2 separate regions of the Homo sapiens genome follow, and region 1 is linked to region 2. A link is an interaction called in ENCODE POLR2A ChIA-PET data of the cell type or tissue named here. Cell type or tissue: MCF 10A. All regions are shown on one strand.

The links. Peaks named below come from ENCODE experiments on the same cell type or tissue, not always from the same donor. Only the 100,000 strongest peaks of a DNase experiment are listed, where the experiment ranks them.
Region 1: POLR2A ChIA-PET joins it to region 2 with 5 read pairs; 2 of 35 experiments call an interaction of 5 or more read pairs at or near these places.

The regions. Positions count from the first base shown.
Region 1 is chr2:159,123,788-159,126,287 of GRCh38, forward strand. The region is part of intron 4 of TANC1 (tetratricopeptide repeat, ankyrin repeat and coiled-coil containing 1); the gene reads left to right. Among named protein-coding and RNA genes, the nearest start is that of MIR6888, 62 kb to the right of the region's middle. RefSeq lists enhancers at 1-313, 314-825. In MCF 10A, no CTCF peak of the experiment used is centred here; a DNase peak (open chromatin) is centred at 1,034.
Region 2 is chr2:158,884,121-158,886,620 of GRCh38, forward strand. No RefSeq gene overlaps it. Among named protein-coding and RNA genes, the nearest start is that of TANC1, 83 kb to the right of the region's middle. In MCF 10A, a CTCF peak has its summit at 1,337 (motif pointing right); a DNase peak (open chromatin) is centred at 1,449.

The DNA.
Region 1 (2,500 bases), 240 kb after region 2:
TTCTCTTCCTCCAACTGCTTTTACTTCGTTTAGGAAATGGAAAGAGTAAAACCCCCTGCCTCCCACCTCTGTGGTCCCATTCAGTGACGCCAGTCTCCCCTCGTGCCCCCAGCCTCAGGTACAGCTCAATCGCTGCCTTCCTCCCTCCCGCTGCTGTTTTTCCCAAGTCATTTAACATCATACTGTTTTGTCTTCATACTTGAATTTTGAGCTTTCTTGGGCTGTGGGCAAGGTCTTGCATAGCTACTCCAGACAGGCCGTGCCAGTGGGTTTCAAACTTGAGTGGGAGGCCAGGTGAGGTGGCTCACACCTATAATCCCAGCACTTTGGGAAGCTGAGGCGGGCGGATCATTTGAGGTCTGGTGTTCGAGACCAGCCTGGCCAACATAGTGAAACCCTGTCTCTACTAAAAATACAAAAATTAGCCGGGTGTGGTGGTGCCTGTCTGTAGGAGGCTGAGGCATAAGAATCACTTGAACCTGGGAGGCAGAGGTTGCAGTGAGCTGAGATCGCACCACTGCACTCCATCCTGGGCGACGGAACGAGATTTTGTCTCAAAAACAAAAAACAAGCCTGAGTGGGGCATCGGAATCACTCTGTGGTCTGGGGAGGGGCTGAGAATTTGCATGTCTAATAAGTTCGCAGGTGATGCTGTTGCTGTTGGTCCAGGGGCTGGTCTGAACCCACAGGGAAAGAAAATTCTCAAGGATCCTGCCTTCCTTTTGGAGTCAGTTACTTCAGGCAGTGGAGGGCTCACTTCCTCCTTGTGCAAACAACAGAAGAGCCCTGTGGCTTAAGGCCTACTTCCTGAGTTCCTTAGACAAACTCTGAAATTAGCCATTCTAGGAAGATCGATCTTTCCTCCAGGGATATCTTTAAATCAAAGTTTGTGGTTGTTCAATTGTTTGTAGCTATTTTCTTAACCATTCCTACAAAGCTAAGGAAATCAGCTGCATTTTTTTTTTTTCCAGAGACAGGGCCTCATTTTATCACCCAGACTGGAGTACAGTAGCATGAGCATGACTCACTGCAGCCTCGACTTGTGTGATCCTCCCGCCTCAGCTCTCCCCACCCCCCGCCCTCCTCACCAAGTACAGGCACGCACCACCATGCCCAGCTAATTTTTGTATTTTTTTGTAGAGATGGAGTTTCACCATGTTTCCCAGGCTGGTCCTGAACTCCTGGGCTCAAGTGATCCTCCCACCTCAGCCTCACAAAGTGCTGGGATTTCAGGCGTGAGCCACCATGCCCAGCTGGTATTAGATTCTTTATGGCACATTGTAATTACTACCAAAAGTCAGAGGAAGTAAGAGCTAGAGATTTCCTCCTTGTGAGCTCACAACCAGGCATGAATGAAAATAAGGCTTAGGTGGAGTTCTGCCCATACAGATTTATTAGTAGGCTGTCACAGCACAGCCACACAACCTGCTTTATACGCCTGGTGAGGCTCCAGCTTTGTCCTTTTCAGGAGTCTGCTCTGACAGCAGCTTGCATTTGGTGTTTACCTGTAGCACATGAGACAGTGTTTCATAGACATTATGTCAGTGTTTTATTGCTGCCCTGAGAAATTACTACAAGCTTATCTTAAATCTATTATCTCACAATTCTTTAGGACAGAAGTCCAGGCACATCTGGCTCTCTTCTCTAGGTTTCCTTAGGCCAAAATCAAGACGGTAGCAGGGTGGTGTTCTGTTAAGGCTCAGGGGATGAACCACTTCCAGGCTCATTCAGGAGGGCAGAATTCAGTTCCATGTGACTGTAGGACTGAGGTCCCCATTCCTTCCTTCCTCCCTCCCTCCCTTCCTTCCTTCCTTCCTTTTTTGACAGAGTCTTACTCTGTTGCCCAGGCTGGAGTGCAGTGTCGTGATCTCGGCTCACTGCAACCTCCGACTCCCGGGTTCAAGCAATTCTCCTGCCTCAGCCTCCTGAGTAGCTGGGAATACAGGTGCCTACCACGCCCAGCTAATTTTTTGTATTTTTAGTAGAGATGGGGTTTCACCATGTTGGTCAGGCTGGTCTCGAACTCCTGACCTCAGGTGATCCACCCGCCTCGGTCTCCCAAAGTGCTGGGATTACAGGCGTGAGCTGTTGAGCCCGGCCTAGGTCCCCATTTCTTTACTGGCTGTCAGCTGAGGATTCTTCTCAACTTTAGAGGCTGCCTGCATTCCTGTTTGTGGTTCCCTTCCTTCATCTTCAATGCCAGAAAGGTGGCTTCCTTCTCACACTTTAGTGTCTGACCCTTCCTCCTGCCTTTTCTCACTTCTGCTTTCGAGGGTCTGTGTGATTATAGCAAGCTTACCCAGATAATCCAGGATAATCTATTTGAAGGTCATCTAATTAGTATTCTTAATTCCATCTGCAGAGTCCCTACATGGTCGTACCCAGATTGTGTTTGATTCAGTAATGAGGGGATGGGATCTTGGAATGATATCTTTAGAATTTGGCCCACCAAAGGCAGAATTCAGGTTTTCCTGCCATTTTACATCAGGGACTTAACAAT
Region 2 (2,500 bases):
CTTGGACCGGGCTTCCCCAAGGGTTCAAGAACTCCCCCACCATCTTCGGGGAGGCATTGGCTCGAGACCTCCAGAAGTTTCCCACCAGAGACCTAGGCTGCGTGTTGCTCCAGTAGGTTGATGATCTTTTGCTGGGACACCCCACGGCAGTCGGGTGCGCCAAGGGAACAGATGCCCTACACCAGCACCTGGAGGTCTGCGGGTATAAGGTGTCCAAGAAAAAAAGCTCAGATCTGCCGACAGCAGGTACGTTACTTGGGATTTACTATCCAACAGGGGGAACACAGCCTGGGATCAGAAAGAAAGCAGGTCATTTGCAATCTAGCAGAGCCTAAGAGCAGTAGGCAGGTGAGAGAATTCTTAGGAGCTGTGGGGTTTTGTAGACTGTGGATCCCAAACTTTGCAGTATTAGCCAAGACTTTGTAAGAGGTCACAGAGGGGGTGGGGACTGGGAATCTTTAGAATGGGGATCCCAACAACAGCAAGTCTTTCATGAGTTAAAGGAAAAACTTATGTCAGCCCCAGCCCTGGGGCTACCCAATCTGACAAAGCCTTTTACATTGTATGTGTCAGAGAGAGAAAAGATGGCAGGTGGACTTTTAACCCAAACTGTGGGGCCCTGGCTGAGGCCGGTGGCCTAGCGCTCTAAACAACTAGATGGGGTTTCTAAAGGATGGCCCCCCTGTTTGAAGACCTTGGCAGCAACTGCCCTACTAGTACAAAAAGCAAATAAGCTGACTCTTGGGCAAAACCTGAACATAAAGGCTTCCCATGCTGTGGTGACTTTAATGAATACTAAAGGACATCATTGGCTAACGAATACTAGACTTACCAAGTACCAAAGTTTGCTCTGTGAAAATCCCCGTATAACCATTGAAGTTTGTAACACCCTACACCCCGCCACCTTGGTCCCGGTATCACAGAGCCCTGTTGAGCATGATTGTGTAGAAGTGTTGGACTCAATTGACTCTAGCAGACCTGACCTCCAGGACCAGCCTTGGGCATCAGTAGACTGGAAACTATACGTGGATGGGAGCAGCTTCTTCAACCCACAAGGAGAGAGATGCGCAGGGTATTCAGTGGTAACCCTGAAGCCAGATGGTTGCCCCAGGGCACTTCAGCCCAGAAAGCTGAACTCATTGCTTTCATTCGGGCCTTAGAACTCAGTGAGGCTGAGACTGTCAACATTTACACTGATTCTCGGTTTGCCTTTTTAACCCTTCAAGTGCATGGAGCATGATAGAAAGAAAAGGGCCTATTGAACTCTGGGGGAAAAGACAGAAAATATCAACAAGAAATCTTGCAATTATTAGAAGCAGTATGGAAACCCCACAAGGTGGCAGTTATGCATTGCAGAGGACACCAGCGAGCTTCCACCTTGCTGGGTTTGGGGAATTCCCGCACTGACTCAGAGGCTCAAAAAGCAGCATCTGCCCCTTTCCAGGCATCAGTCACAGCTCCTCTGCTCCCTCAAGCACCTGATCTTGGACCTACTTCTTCTAAAGAATAAAAGGACTTTCTCCAGGTAGAGGGAAGGACAAGTGATGGAGGAAGGATGGATTCGGTTACCAGATGGGAGAGTAGCTGTGCCACAGCTGCGAGGAGCTGCAGTTGTAGTGGCTGTGCATGAAACCACCCATCAATGTCAGGAGTCACTGGAAAAGTTGTTAGGCCAGTATTTCTACATCTCGCATTTGTCAGCCCTCGCCAAAACGGTGACACAGCGGTGTGTTACCTGCCGACAGCATAATGCGAGGCAAGGTCCAGCCATTCCACCCAGCATACCAGCTTATGGAGCAGCCCCCTTTGAAGATCTCCAGGTAGACTTCACAGAGATGACAAAGTGTGGAGGTAACAAGTATTTACTAGTTCTTGCACATACCTACTCTGGGTGGGTGGAGGCCTATCCAACACGAACTGAGAAAGCTCGTGAAGTAACTCCTGTGCTTCTTCGAGATCTGATTCCGAGATTTCGACTGGCCTTATGAATTGGCTCAGATAACGGGCCTGCATTTTTGGCTGCCTTGGTACAGAAGACGGCAAAGGTATTGGGGATCACACAGAAACTGCATGCCGCCTCCCGGCCTCAGAGTTCCAGAAAGGTGGAGCGGATGAATCAGACTATCAAAAAGAGTATTATTGTCTTCCCCGCTGGATATTAACAACACCACAAGGGGCGTCAAACCATCTGTTAAATTTGAGGGAATGTTATCCTCTCCCCCTGTCCCCCGGCCCCGGATATTAGAGACAATAACACAGGGGTAATGTATACCCACTGTTTTGTTGGGAGTAACATCATCCTCTCCTTTCTTGGATGTTAGGAACAATATCACACTGTGCATGTACGCCTGTCATGAAATTCAATGGAATGTCATCCTGTGCCTCCCTGGATATGATGAACAATATCACGGGGGAAGTACAACTTCTGAGATATTGGGAGTGATCTCATCCTCTCCCCTCCGGGAGTTAGGGACAATATCACAGGGGTAGTGCACACCCT